Regions from separate parts of the Homo sapiens genome. Here region 1 is linked to region 2. The links are chromatin loops, found by intact Hi-C in ENCODE. Cell type or tissue: PC-9. All regions are shown on one strand.

Region 1 (8,000 bases), 160 kb after region 2:
CAAAAAGCGGCCGGGCGCAGTGGCTCACGCCTGTAATCCCAGTACTTTAGGAGGCCGAGGCTAGCGGATCACCAGGTCAAGAAATTGAGACCATCCTGGCCAACATGGTGAAACCCCGTCTCTACTAAAAATACAAAAAATAGCTGGGCGTGGTGGCACACGCCTATAGTCCCAGCTACTCAGGAGGCTGAGGCAGGACAATTGATTGAACTCGGGAGACGGAGGTTGCAGTGAGCCTAGATCGTGCCACTGCACTCCAGCTTGGAGACAGAGCAAGATTCTGTCTCAAACAAACAAACAAACAAAAAGCAAACAAAACAAAAAACCAAAAAACCACACAGGCAGCAATCTCTGCTGATATAGAGAGCAAGGTCCCTGAATTCACTGGCCAGTGCAATGAACCTACTGTAAATTGGGCCCCAGTATCTCCTGCTATGCACCCCCAACATAGGTTCTATAAGTTTGGACTTTGTCTCTTCAATTCCTTAGAAATGTACATAATGTGTTCTGTGTACAATGGATGTATAGCAAACTAATTAGGGCCAAAGTAGGCTTTGATGAGGATAATTCTACCCAAGCAGAAACTCAAATCTGCCCTATAATATAGCTAGAACAATACAGCTAGAACAGGAGGAAAAGGAAAAAAAAATCTCCAGTCTTTGCTCTAACATCTTTACTCAACTTGACATATCTTTATACATCCAAACTGTGATAGTTTCTCATACCTGTTGAATAAGCAAAATCTAAAAATACTTCCAATATCAAGAGTTAGAAAGGGTAAAGAGCAACGGGAACTTATATCCTGTAGGAAGGAGCTCGCACTGGCATAAGGCCGTTGGAGAGCAATTCCACAGCACCTAGGGAAGCCGAAGACATGCATACTCTATTCTATTCCTAGGTATTTGGCCTAGAAAAACTTCACACATTTTTACAGAAAGATAAGTCAAAGTTTTCATGGCAAAATTGTTTATAATACACAAAAAAATGAAGGCAGGAGAATGGGTACATTAATTGTGAAATGGTCATACAATAGCATACTTACTGCACAGCAACTAAAATAACTTCTTAGATCAACATGCAATTCCTAAATTAACAAGGTTAATACCAAAAACACAACATTGAGCAAAAATAGCAAGATGTATGACAGGTACAGTAAGTTCCCATTTATACACAATTTTAAAATAGGCAAAGCACTATTTTTAGTAGCACTCAGTGCATTTATGCACAGAGAGCAAAAATATAAAAACATGCATGGGAATGAAAAGACATCACATTTAAAGGACAGATTATCTCTGGAGAAGAAAAGAGACAGGATTTAGGAGGGGTACACTGGGAGCTTTTGTTGTATCTATAATGTTTTATTTCTTTTAAAAATCTGAAACAAATAAAAAATATTTGTATCTGAAATGGGTTTTGTCACTTTTGTCTGCTTTTCTGTACACTTAAAACATTTCAAAGTTTAAAAAAGAAAACAAAGCACGATGGCTTAGCAATGGATTGGTCTAGATATCCAGGAATCTGAGATGGTAGGAAAAACAAAAATCCATCCACTGTTGTGGAGCACTTTAGTTATTTTTATTTATTTTTTTGAGACAGGGTCTCATTCTGTCCCTCAGGCTGTAGTGTGGGGTACCATCACTGCTCACTGCAGCCTTGACGTCCTGGGCTCAAGTGACCTTCCCAACTCAGTCTCTGGAGTAGCTGGGACCACAGGCGCCCACCCCACACCCCGCCAACTTTTTTTATTTTTTGTAGAGATGAGGTGTCACTATGTTGCCAAGGCTGGTCTCAAACTCCTGAGCTCAAGTGATCCTTCAGCCTCAGCCTCCAAAAATGCTGGGATTACAGGTGTTAGCCACTGCTCCTGACCCTATTTTAGGCATTTTAAATAAGACTGGTGGCCATCACAAACTCCTCTGCATCCCTGTGCTTGGCATGGTGCCAAGCCAAAAGTAAATACAAGCTAAATACTGAAGAATTAATGAACAAATCAATAAACAAATGAACTGAATGGGTTGTTATACATGCCTTTGGTTAATGAAAACAGAAAACAACAATTACCATTAATAATTTGAAATTCAAAACACTTCTAAACGTGGGCCCATGGACAGCCTGAAAGGCATCATTAATTAAAAAACATTGAAAACTAGTGGGCAAAGAAACCCGTAAAGACTTTAAGATCCTTAACATTCCATGTTTTTTCTTTATCTCAGAGCCAGGCATAGCACACTCATCCCATTCTTGTCACCTAAGGACCAGGAATTCATTGCCATAACAGACCCCAGGATGCCGCCCACAGCCTGACATATCAATAAGTCTTTGGTATCTAAGTGAATTAAAGAGCTCTTCTGAGCCTATGTGAAGAATTCCCAGCATTTTTCTGCTCTGTTCACTCGGTTTACTGAGTACATTAAGATTCTAAATCATTCTGTCTTCACAAATGTAGGTTTGTCCCTTTGGGGACAAAAAATTTCCAGGATGATAACCACGATTTCAAACTCCTTACCATTATAGGGGAATATACAGGCTTGATGAAATCAAGCAGAAATCCACTACCAGACGTTTTTGCCATTATTGATTTTTTTTAATTCCAAGTGAATTTAAAAAGAACCAAAATAAGATGCATGGCACATTCATCTAAGCCTAGTAATTAAATCCAAAAAAGCAGTTTATAGTAGTTTAAGCAAAAAGAATAATTTTAGAAAGTACCACAGGCCTCCACTATCTGAAATAAATTAGGTGTTTTTTAGTTTCCTTATGTTATTAAAATATTAATTTACTTTAAAATATAATCCTGAAGCTTCCTTCGAAATACCTTCTTCAAGGAAAGGGGCATATATTTATAGTGTTCTTTTAAAGTTTAACAAAAGAAGGATTCAAACTGAGTTACCTCCACTCTGCAAAAGTCTTTTTTTCAAATGTGTAACAGGATCTTATTGCAGTCACTTGGTCTGCTCTCCACACAAAGAAAGACTGGAAAGCATTTGTGTTATGCTTCTGGAGTTAAAAATGAAGACGCCTTTTTGCTTCCATCAGTTCTTTTTTATTAATAAGGTGGCCACACCAAGTCAGAAATTATAACCATCTGCTTTAGCCATTAAATACAGATTCAAAGGCCTAATGATAAAGTGACCTCTTTATTAATAACAGAGAGCGACAAGTGGCCATTTTCCCAGAGTGTTCACAGAAATAAATCAATCCGTAAGTCCAGGTATCAGCTATATCGGTTCTTAAGTTTTCTCTTCGATTTGGCCTTTATTGTTTTAAATCACTTAGGAAACAAAAAGGGAGCTCAGGAAGTACCTTTTCCATGAGTTTTGTTTTTATCTCTGCTCTTGATGAGATGTCACTTAGCCACCTCACATAACTTGAAGACACGATCTTTCATTCTCCACATCACAGAAGAATCATCCCCATGCACCATCTAACCGATGAGTAGACACATGGGACTTATCAGCAGCAGGGAGTATATCTGAATCAAAGCCTCAAACAAAGGTGTGTAGGAAAACCACAGCTCTGTCAAAGGAAACAATAGTGGAATCACTGCAGCTGTATTTTAATATGGCAGGAACACAGCCCCTTGTTTTCTTTAATTCACATATTAGAATTTTAATTATCAAGTTGCTAAAGTGTGGTGGCTTTCAATTGAAGTGGGTTTTACCGACCCAGCCTCGCAGGGCAGACAGAAGTCCTTTGTTGCGCTGCCAGATGCACAGAGACGCCAGCATGGCACCATCCACGTCCTCTGCCTCAGATCCTTCTGGCAGGAAGCCTCTACCACCACCTAGAGCACAGGAGTCTCTGGGAGATGAATCTCCCTGGCCCTTGTCCAAGGGGCTTTATTACTGGAAGGACCAGAAAGATCTCTTTACAAACCTGATCTTTCTCCTTACCCAATCCATAGGCTGGTACCAGAAGAAACAGCAGAAGACTGAACTGCTACGATAGAAGTAGACCGTGAAGGATGAGTAGTTCTTGCGGGGAATACTTTGTGAAGGCTGTGGAGAAAACTCCTGTCCCACCACAGGGAGAATTCCTCCAAGTCCCGTCTTTACTACAAAGTTAAAACCCTCTAGAAACCCACAACACCAAGGCACGGAGCCAGCACATACAGCCCCAACACCTCTTGCTCCTCTCCCTGGCTTCCTGTTTCCTGATTTCCCCTCACTGTTTCCCTCACTCCTACCACTGTGGAGAAGGCAGTCACCATCTGTCAGGTGGAAGAAGACCTCTGCAGGGCTGTGGGGACAGAGGCAAGAACACTGGACTGATAGTTCAACAGAGGCCCACGGAAGCCAGCCTGGAGGAGATAGCGGGTGAGCTCTTGTAACCAGCCAAATCCTACAGATCCCCCTTAGTGACTTCACCTCCAAGGCCGCTGTCCTGGGCCTGTGGTCAGTAGAGTCCTTGCTCTGCAGTAACGCGCTGTGCCGCATTAGGAGTGTTAGTGAGCTTCTAGAGGCCTTACTATTCTTCCCCCAAAACATAAGAGCGCAGAGTTACGTCATGTCAAAAGTCCCTTGAAGGTTTGGCATTTATAACTTTACATCACTTCCTGTATCTATTGCCTCAGTTCCCTCAAGTATCAAGCCGCGCAGTTGCAGATGATTTCAAGGCCCTTTCCAACACAGAGGCTCTGTGATTCCGTTGATGAAGCCAGATCACAAGCAAGGATCATGCTTTTAATCTCAGTGGCTCTTTCTTTGCCAAATAATGATAGGAATGTACTTCAGCTGAATGCCCCCATCTCAGCTACCAGTACATCTGGTTGGGAAACCTACATCTATCTGCCCACTTGCCAACACGGAAATCTTCAAACAAAGACAAGATGATTCATGGCATCTTTAATAGGGCCCCCACCTTGACATTAAGTCTTGGGCTGAGGTTATCGAAAACAGCAAGTATACAAAGAATTTACTCACAGCCTGAGAGCAAGCCAGAGACCGCGCAGGTGGCTGGAGGGAAAATTGACAAGAATTACAAAGAAAAGGTGCATTGAGTTAATAGAAAATAACTCTGGTATTGAGGAACAGGGGCTGAAAACAGATGTGAGGGGTAGGCCACCTCCTCACCATGAGGAGTGAAAGCAAGAACCACAGCTGCTGATTTCTCAAACACACACACACACACACACACACACACACACACACACACACACACACACACATTCTCTCTCTCTCTGTCAAATAAAAAATATAAAATTCACTATGCTGGCCCAAGGTTGTGGGTTGCGGTGCCCTTCAAGGAATATTGTAGAGCTGAAAGCTGATTAGACACAGCACCCAAAAATCAGTATTCCAGAAGGAGTCAGAAGCTAAAGATGACAGTTTCACATACTAGAGGGGGTGCTGAGTATAAAAACATAAGTTCAGGCTCCATCTAAGCTTCATGATCTTTTATAAATTACTAAATCTCTACACCAAATAAATTCCTCATCTGTGACATGGAGACTACAAATATCCAGTCTATCCGAAAAGAGATTTTTAAAGCAGGTAAAACACATACAACTATCTGGGGCACAGCAGACACTCCCAAAAGTTGGAAGTTACTATGAAGATGCATGCAGGTATCAGAGATCAGAACACAATAATGGGTCAATCCAGAGAGACAAACAGAAATCAAGAAAAGGCAGGCAGTGGCAAACAAGGCAAAACAGTGGGTCAAGGATTGAAACAGGAACCTAAAAGAAATACTCCAGCATCATCACTTTTAATAAATATCTATTGATGTTAAGGAGAAGAAAGCAGATTGCCAGATGAGTGATAAAAGATGACCTCATTCATTGAAAGAGAAAGAGAAGCAAAGACACAAAGCCAAGGAAGACAGACTACAGAGATATACTCCAAATACTATTGTATAGTAGTTACCACTACTACTAGTAGGGTTAGTTCAGGTTTTTTTGTTTGTTCGTTTATCAGTATTTTCCAAATATTTCAGTTTTTATTTCAAAGTTAAAAAATGATACCTTAAACATTTAATAATAGGCCCTGAGTAGCTGTTCTTTCAGGGAAGCTGAAGCCCTGGAGAAGATCACTGGCATTCTGAAATTCAGGCTGTGCTCTAATTATTTGAAAGTTCTTAACACATATATGGAGAAACTCAGCCAGTCTATAAATATATGTAGAAGCCCTTCTTAATTCAAAAGCATGACATTAAACATTTCAGGGAAAAAAACATAAACTCCCAAAGAGTCTCCATCTCATTAGAGAATTAGATACGCTCACGTTAAATTATAACTCACAAAGCAGGGTGCACTAGTGTAACAATGAATTCAAGGAGAGTGATTTGAGCCAGGCTGAGGACAACTGGAAGACTTCAAAAGGCAGGATAAAGTCACTTTCTGCTGCAGAGACAATTTAATTAAAAAGAAGCTCCTTTCTACCCCTCCTCCAGGTAATAGAGAATTCATTGTATTCTGAGAAATTGAAGATCTTACAAGAAGGCAGATTGCATGACCTTCCATTTGCAATATATTCTTTCAGGAAAGGGAGTAATTAGGATTGCCTAGAAGGGGCTGCTTTATTTCATTGAGGAGATAACTTTAAACAGGCTTCCTCACTACATGCACCACACTCAACAAGCAAACTCCCTACACTGGACTCCTATAGGGCCTAATTCTCACCTCAGCCCCAGCTTTACCCAGATTCTCTAACCTGTTATTATTAAGCTACTTAGCTGCCTTCCACCCTTCATCCCTAGACCCCAAACACCCTAGTAGACTGTGAATTCCTTTTATTCTTTCATGTATTCATTCACCATTTTTTTCAACACATGCTATGTGCTAGCAACACAAAGATAAATAAAACACCCCCCATCCCCATAAAGTTGATAGTCTAGCAGCAGTAACTGACTTATTAGTAGATATTTACAGCTCAATGGCCGACACATGCATGGAGCATCCAAGAGAAGGAAGAGGATGTGCCTAACCAGCGTGAAGCCAGGCAACAGGGTTTGGAGGACATTGCAAGAAGAGTGGGTGGCAGGAATAAAGGCACTAACCATGGTGAAAAGGGACACAGAGTCAGCAGAAAACCATGTAGCCAGATCTTAAAGTGCGAGGCAGAGAGTGGAAAGACACAACCATAACAGCCAACGTTTACTGAGGGCTAACCATGTGTGAGCTGATTAATTCCTCACCAACCCATGAGGTAGGTTTTATCATCCTAATGTTAGCAATGAGGAAACAGGCTACAAAGGTTAAGTCACTGGGAGAGTAAGGGAGATAATCACTCTGATATGCTGCCCCCCTAAGGCTAGAGGGATTAGCAAGGGCTGGTCTGAAAATCCCTTTGGTGTCATGCTAAGGAGCTTGGGCCTTTCCTATAGATAATAGGCAGGCAGTAAATGGCTTTAAGCAGGGAAGAGTCAGATTTATGTCTCAGGAGGCTACTTCAGCAAGGTGTGGAGGACTAATATGAAGAGGGACCCACCCAGAGTTAGGGAAATCAGCTAAAAAGTTGTTGCAATCTTCCTATGAGCAATGTGCAGCCTGATCTAATGGTGCAAAGAAGGAACAGAGTGCAGTCGGGTCCCAGCAGCGGCTGCAGTGCTCTTGTCTTCTGCGGCTCTCCATGCCCTCTCCTTTTCACTTCTGGAAACATGGCCTCTGGTGTGGCTGTCTGATGGTGTCATGAACATGTTCAACGACATGAAGTTGCATAAGTCTTCAATGCCAGAGGAGGTGAAGAAGCTCAAGAAGGTGGTGCTCTTCTGCCTTAGTGAGGACAAGAAGAACATCATCCTGGAGGAGACCAAGAAGATCCTGGTGGGCGATGTGAGCCAGACCATCGACGACCCCTACACCACCTTTGTCAGGATGCTGCCAGATAAGGACTGCCACTACACCCTCTGTGACACAACCTACGAGACCAAGGAGAGCAAGGAGGAGGACCTGGTGTTTATCTTCTGGGTCCCTGAGTCTGCTCCCCTTAAAAGCAAAATGATCTATGCCAGCTCCAAGGACGCCGTCAAGAAGCTGACAGGGATCAAGCATGAATTAC
Region 2 (8,000 bases):
TTCCTAGACCAGAGTAGGAATCGATAAGGTTTTGATCAACAAATGATCTTCCTCTCTCATTCAAAATGGAAATTAAAGAATATACACTAATTACCTTCTAGAGAAAGATGATGCCAAGCATCCTCGTACCTCCAGAAAGCCATCCATACTCTCTGGAAGTCTGTGTTGAACAAATAAAGGAGTCTGGGGCCTGCCTTTATCCTTCCCTTCAGCCAGCAGGTTCATACTATTGACACCACTACTTTCTTAATGGGCAACTACTACTAATTACAGTGCTGGTCTGGTAGAAATTCCAAGTCTGGCAGGCTGGGTTCTAGACTGCTGGCTCTGCTGCCTTTCTTAGCACACATTGATGCTTTTCTATTGCCATAACTGGAATCTGATCAATAACATGCAGTGTGCAATGATATAATTTTTCTGTTGGCACCATAAGGAACTTGCAGAATAAGTTCACAAAAAAGCACCCAGCACAGTGCCTGGCACAGAGCAGGTACTAAGTTAATGTTCAGGGTCTTTTATTTCTTCTTTTCCATTAAACATATTCTATAAATATTTGTTGAAAATCTGCTTTCTAGGCATTGTGGTTGATGCTGGAGGTGGAGAGGAGTAACATGGAGTGCCTGATTTAATATTTAATAGAAAAATAATGTCAGGTCAAATTTGGCAATAGAAAAAATATTCTAAATGTCCTTTGATTTAAGGTGAAAAGACATCTCACTTCATTCCACCATCCTAAAGTGCCTAGTAAAGTATAACCAGCAAAATAACTTCACCCATTGCTGTTTTATAAAATAAACTTATCTCTTCTCAGAGAGGAAATACAACTTACAGTGAATGTATTAGTAGATGTATTAGTTTGTTCTCATGCTGCTATAAAGAACTGCCCAAGACTGGGTAATTTATAAAGGAAAGAGGTTTAATTGACTCACAGTTCTACATGGCTGGGGAGGTCTCAGGAAAGTTACAATCATGACAGAAGGCACCTCTTCACAGGGCGGCAGGGGAGAGAATGAGTGCCCAGCGAAGGAGGAAGCCCCTTATAAAACCATCAGATCTCATGAGAACTAACTCATTATTATGAGAACAGGATGGGGGAAACCACCCTCATGATTCAATTATCTCCACCTGGTCCCTCTCACAACACGTAGGGATTATGGGAACTACAATTCAAGATGAGATTTGGGTGGGGACACAACCAAACTATGTCAGTAGACAATAGAGAGCTAATCATAAAAGACCATTTATGACAATGACTTTTGAGCTCCCTTTACCACTGTAATCTCAGAACCTTGAATCATGCCTGAACTAAAGTAGAAACTCAGTAAGTTTGCTGAATGTATTTGCACACAAATATGTATGGCTATGGCTTCTCACCAGGTAAGATGTGACTCATCATTCCACACACATTTATTGAGAATTTCCTACAAATAAGAGTTTGTGCTAGATTTTGTGATGGAGACCAAAAAAAAAAAAAAGTAAGATAGAAACCCTCCTACAAGGAACTTCTAAGCTTAAGGGTGAGATAAGTATATAAATCACCATAACATCATATAGAAAATGTGAAGAGAAGAACAGAGAAGAAAGAGAGCTATGGGAGTTTCAAAGAGGGAAAGGCCACTTCCAGCTGGAGGGATTAGACAAGACTGGATAATGTAAATTTTATGCTTGGTCTTGAGGGAGAAGTAATTTGTTGCCTTGCAAAAGGGGGAGAATGAGTATTGGCAAAGAAGAGAAGGCAATCCAGGTGAAAAGGTGAGAGCAGAGAGGCAGAAAAGCACAGGATGTATAAGAAGAAATCGAAATTTGGCTGGAAATGCATAAAGGGGAATAAAGATAACTAAGGCTAGAAAGGTAGATTGAGCCAGACTGCAGAGGTTTTGAATGTGTCCTGATGTACCACTCCAGGACATAGGGTCTTTATAAAATACCCAATGCTTAACATATGGCGGGGCTTAATTAATGCTAAACAACAATCTCCTAGCAGAAACCTGTTCCCCACGTGCACAAAGGAAGCTGCCATCCTTATGCACAGGCAATTACAAACATTCCAGATACTCGGTCCTGAACCCTGCAAGCACATCAAATGCTCATCGTGAAAGGTCACCGAGCAAACAGCTCTGATGAATCCTGGCTTGGGCTGAATCAAATCCCCTAAATAAGATCCACTAGATGTAGTGTCAGAAAGGTCAGAAATGACCCTATTTCACATCTTGAAGCATTTTTACCATGTGGAACATTTTAGAGGAAGAAGAAAAAGGAACGAGGGGGGGAAAGAAACTCTCCAGAAATAATAGAATCCCAAGTAATTCAATGTTAAATGATCACAAAGTAAGCTGGGGATTTATTTTGGCCCCCACCTCCTTGCAGTGATCTGAAAAACAGTTGATTTCAAAGAAGGTCATGCCAGGATTAAAAACAGTTCCACACCTCTTTCCTCGCCTCCCCTGTGTGCCCCCACTGTGTACCTTTGTTGAGTTCACTTGAGATGTTCCATGATGAGGTAGGCACTAATTCAGCACTGACTGACAGCTCTGTTTCTGAAAAGAAAAAGAAGGGAAGGGAGAAAGACAAGGGCAATATTAAATATAGTAATTTATAGGCTGTTAGAAGCATTAGAGGAGATTTCCAAAGGGCCTGCCTTTGGAGAGAGACCACGGCAATCCCATAGCTTATTAGACTGGAATGGTGGCTCTAGATGCCAGTAGAGGCGCCTGCATTTTAGATGCCATCCAAATGAACAATCTATTGGCCAGATTTGAAGATTTTTACTTCAAAACACTGGCTTGAAAATTAAAATGTAAAATATTACATTAACCCTCTCAACATCACTTACCACCAGAGAAATGCAAATCAAAACCACAATGAGATGCCATCTCATACTAGTCAGAATGGCTATCATTAAAAAGTCACGCTGGGCACAGTGGCTCACACCTGTAATACCAGCACTTTGGGAGGCCGAGGCAGGTGGATCACAAGGTCAGGAGTTCGAGACCAGCCTGACCAACATGATGAAACCCCGTCTCTACTAAAAATACAAAAATTAGCCCTGCCTGGTGGCATGCACCTGTAATCCCAGCTACTCAGGAGGCTGAGGCAGGAGAATCGCTTGAACCTGGGAGGCGGAGGTTGCAGTGAGCTGAAATGGTGCCACTGAAATCCAGCCTGGCTGACATAGCGAGACTCCATCTCAAAAAAAACAAAAAAAGTCAAAAAATAACAGATGCTGGCAAGGATGCAGAGAAAACGGAATGCTAATACACTGTTGGGGGAATGTAAATTAGTTCCACCACTGTGGAAAACAGTTGGGAGATTTCTCAAAGAGCTAAAAATAGACCTACCATTCAACCCAGCAATCACATTACAAGGTATATACCCCAAAGAAAATAAATTATTCTACCAAAAAGACACCTGCATCATATGTTCATCACAGCACTATTCATAATAGCGAAGACATGGAATCAACCTAGGTGCCCATCAACAGAGGACTGGATAAAGAGAATGTGGTACATATATACCATGGAATACTATGTAGCCATAAAAATAATGAAATCATGTCCTTTGTAGCAACATGGATGCAGATGGAGGCCATTAGCCTAAGTGAATTAACAGAGAAGCAGAAAACCAAATATCATGTGTTCTCACTTATAAGTGGGAGTAAAATCATAGGTACCATGGATAGGAGCAATAGACACTGGAATTACAAAAGGATAGAGGGAGTGGGGCAAGGGTTGAAAAACTACCTATTGGGTAGTATGTTCACTATCTGGGTGATGGGATCAATGGAAGCCCAAACCTCAGGATCATGCAATATACTCTCACAACAAGCCTGTACATGTACCCTCTGAATCTAAAATAAAAATGGAAATTGCAAAAAAAAAAAAAAAAGAACAAGGGCAAAATACACCTCGCCCCTAAAATACTACATTAACAAGAAAACAAATCTGCAGAAATGACCACACATAATCAAACATAAACTCCTTTTCTTGTTGAAAGACCAGTCTTAGACTAATAAATTTAATAGCCTTCCTAAGGAAGAACAACATTGCTCCTGTAACTAATTTCACTGGTCGTGTTTGGAATTGTTACCATTTCTGTGAATAGAGAAATTCGTTTCTCTACATTGGAATTTTAGGTCAAGACAAATGAAAGCTAAGTATTTGAATATAGAGAGTCATTTGTGGTAAATAACTTAAAATATAATTTTCAAAGCCATCATGAATCAAAGCAAACATACAAATCAATAATCTAAAGGACATAATACACTATGAAGTACTTATGGACTGTTAGAAGTACTTACGGGCTGTTAAAACTCTTTAATAATAGACTGTAATATACAAATAATCTTGGTTGTTGTTCTTGTTTTTTGAAAATTTAATCCACGCTACTAATATATTGTAATGGGGTTATACTAACCTCCCCTCAGGCTATGTCTACACACACACACACACACACACACACACACACTCAGAACATTACTAGAGAATATTAGGGCTGGACAGGACCTTAGAGGACCCAGGGTCATTAGCTATAAGGCATACAAGTTGTCAATCCCTCCTACTTCAATCCAGTGTAGGCATCTTTAATCAATTATGGCTCTGTTTACCTGTTAAGCCTGGGATCTGTCGTAGAGTCCTTTAAGCACAGTGCTCTAGGTAGCCACTAAAAATTGATCTGAGATAGAATGCAGGATGAACTTTATTAAGTGGAAGAATTGCAATTCAAACCCAGGTCTCTTTGACTCTAGCACTCCACACCTTCTGGCAGCCCATGCTGACCAGTACTCAAGCCTGTAAAACCTGGCTTTTTTTTTTCACCTTACCTCTGGCCTCACCTTTTCACAGAGATAAGCACATTTTTCGTATTTCCATATTTACTGATGGTGACTGTCTGCCAAATGGCCACATGTCATCGTCACTGACTAAGCTTGAACAAGAACAGGATGTTGACTCACTGAGACCTTGCAAAGGCATACTTCTAGTTTATCTCCCTGCCACAGCAGAGACAAAAGGATTGTTTGGTTTGTGCAGACCTCCTTGGCTTACCTCTTTCCTAGTCCTAGAAGCAGGTGGGAAAGAAGTAGATGAACCACACATACCCTCCCCACCTACAGTGGCCCTGGTTTCCTCCAACGTCCTGAGCCAAAAATAGCATAGACTCTTTCAAGGGGACCAGATGTCAGATAGGCAGTATGGCAGGGATCTTAATTCCAAAATATGAAAACAAAAAGAAAATTTTACCCAAGTAGGAGAAATGCTTACTACAAAGCCACAGTGGAAAGCAGTGCTTCTGTTATCAACCTCTTGTTTGGGGAACGGGTATTTCGTGCAGGTGCTTTCCCCAGAAGAGCTAATTGTCTACATTTCAGGGCCCTCCACATATGACTCCAACCCCAACTCCAGTCTGAGCCCCATGCTGCTGCCACCCACTTTGGCTCTTTCAATAATGACAGCCCTTGTTTTCAGTAGTATGGACTGCTGCGGTTCACCTATGAAAAGGCTCATCAAACACCCCGACACCCAGACTTCAGGGAGCTTGGGAATAGAAGGTTGGCAGCCAAGGCGGCATTTCAGGGAAGGAAGCATAGGTTGGAAAGTGGTGGGATTAAAATGAACCTTGACAGCATTTACATGCAATATTTTCATAGCTTCATCTTACTGCTGCTCACAGCCAGAAATATAGTTTCATTTTACAGTGTTAATTTTATAGACAGTTAGCTATATGTCACTTGGTTTTTCCAAGCTGAGTTGAATTGCTGATTGAATATAATTTGGGACCAATGACAAATGAATAGATTCTTGGCACTGCTAACACTGAAATTGTTCCCCACGTGTCCCTGGACACTAATTACCACTCAGTTCTTGGGCTGTAGCAAAGATAATTTCAATTCGCAAGCTCATTAAGTGATTGTGCTGATTCTGGGGAGTTTTGTTCTCAACTTCAAGATCCATTCCTTTAGATAACCACGTGTTCAGCTTCTCAGATAAAATGATAATAAAAACAGATAAAATATTTTAAAATATGAATAACTTCCCTGAAAAATAATATCTTCCAAGGCCATATTTTTTTAAAATAAAGGCTGATTATTTTATGTAGAAAGTTGAATATTAATAATCTCCCCTCACAAAGTGATGTTTAATAAGCTTTTTTTCTTCACTGAAAGGAAAACTGAAGTTTAAGTGAGAAAAATCAAGCACATCTCAGCTGAACTCCATCAATTCCATGGCCACCAGTGGCTTCAGAGAGAGACACGGCCACAAGTTTTGACCCTGTAGGATCTCCACTGATGGATTCCTATTCGCCTCACCACTGGCAAAAGCATGAGACATTTCCAGGTATATTTACCACCAGCCTGGCAGCCTCTCTTCACCAAAAGCATTATGGTAATAGCAAATGTGTATGTGCCATTTAGAAGACAGTAGACTATTTAATGGAAATACACACCAGATTTTAACACTACTATCTGACACTTATTAATTTTGTGATCATGAGAAAGTTACTGAACATCATTTAACTTCTATTTTCTCATCCATAAAATGGGAGCAGCAAAGGACTGAGGTAATGATTAACTAATGGACCAAAAGACTCCTGTACAGTGTCCAGCATAGAGACTCAAGGGCTTTCATACCTCTCCTTTGTCTAGTAAGGCAGACAGTGGCCATCCTCTGCATGGATGTACTTGGTTAGCTACTAAGTCACTGTCTGTATTTGAAATAACACATTTACCATGCTCTTAGAAAGACACTGCATTTCACATGCCTCACTAATCCAAGCCAGTCTTTTCATTTTGTGAGGTTTTCCTGAATTGGTCACCAGTTCTCTAAGAACATAAGTGTTTTTATATGGTTTTATCCAATTTGAGCAAACCAAGCATGTTTTAGAAAACTCCAACCCTTATCTTTCTCGACCTCTTTTAGGAGGGCAAACCTCAAAAGCTATTCTCCTCCCGATTTGATCAATAGGGGCTATTATCTTTGCAGTTTCTCGGAGGATTGACTTTTTGGCACTGATTCTGCAAACCATAAGGTTTTGGTATTTAAGCCTCAACAGTGGGAGTGTTATTTGGAAGGAAGGAAAAAGTAAGCCTTGAATCCTCCTCATTGATAAAAGCCTGTGCTCTCCGAAAGGATTACTGGTTCATCTCAGCAGTTGGCAGGTAAAGACCCAACATTCACAGGATGTGGAGGCCCTTCCAAGAAGCTCCCAGCCATGCCACATCCTGTATCCCCGATTCAGTGATGCGTGAGGTTACACAGGCATGCGCATACTCACAAGACCAGCGGCCAGCCCAGTAGCTGCAAAGGCTGAATGCAAGAGAAGCAAGTGGCTACCCCACTGCCTTTCTTGACCACTCACTGAGTCCTAGAATGTTATAACTGGGTGGGCCCTCAAGGCCCAAGACATATTTATCAAATTATATTCTTTGGATCCATGGGATTTTTTGGAGCTATTTATAGAGGAACATAAGAGGATTTGGGGTTCCAGAGGACAAGAGTACAGGCTCTAGACCCTCCTTCAAAAGGAACAACTCTACTTTTATCTATTTTATATATTGTTGTGTTTACAGGTACTGTGGAAAATGCCCCAATGTTTTAAACAATTGTTTAAAACATTATGTCATACAATCTCCTCATTTTTCAGAGGAAGCAAGTGAGGCCCCTGGTAGGGAAGTGGCTTCGCCAAAATCACAGAAGTTCTAAGATAGAGCCAGACTTTAGAGGTGGCTCAAAAGGAAATACATGCTGACTTCTCACTGAGCTGCATGTTCTGCCGTGTATAGCCATAAGATGTGGTATGTATTCTCAGAGGCCGAGCTTTGAGAGACACTCAAGGAATTTCCAAGCAGCCAGGGTCAGTCACATAGAAGGGGCACACTTTCTTCCTATGGTAAAAGAAGGCCTCCACTTGTGATCATTTGGAGGGTGGCGGGAAAACAGTCAAAGATGCTGATGGCTTTGAGACTGTTGGTTTTCAGTGTTACTTTAGATGTTGTTTGGTGAAGG

The links. A loop is a pair of places that touch in the nucleus more often than their neighbours do. Peaks named below come from ENCODE experiments on the same cell type or tissue, not always from the same donor. Only the 100,000 strongest peaks of a DNase experiment are listed, where the experiment ranks them.
Region 1: it touches region 2 in a loop (9-fold over the local background); 1 of 110 quality-filtered maps calls a loop at or near these places.

Annotation. Positions count from the first base shown.
Region 1 is chr1:63,843,286-63,851,285 of GRCh38, reverse strand. The region is part of intron 1 of ROR1 (receptor tyrosine kinase like orphan receptor 1); the gene reads right to left. It also overlaps the pseudogene CFL1P3. Among named protein-coding and RNA genes, the nearest start is that of ROR1, 73 kb to the right of the region's middle. In PC-9, no CTCF peak of the experiment used is centred here; DNase peaks (open chromatin) are centred at 3,825 and 4,795; H3K27ac peaks cover 621 bases.
Region 2 is chr1:64,003,842-64,011,841 of GRCh38, reverse strand. ROR1 (receptor tyrosine kinase like orphan receptor 1) reads right to left here. Exons shown (of 9, transcript NM_005012.4): 2 at 2,466-2,537. Among named protein-coding and RNA genes, the nearest start is that of ROR1-AS1, 100 kb to the left of the region's middle. RefSeq lists an enhancer at 4,831-5,125. In PC-9, no CTCF peak of the experiment used is centred here; a DNase peak (open chromatin) is centred at 4,921; H3K27ac peaks cover 3,384 bases.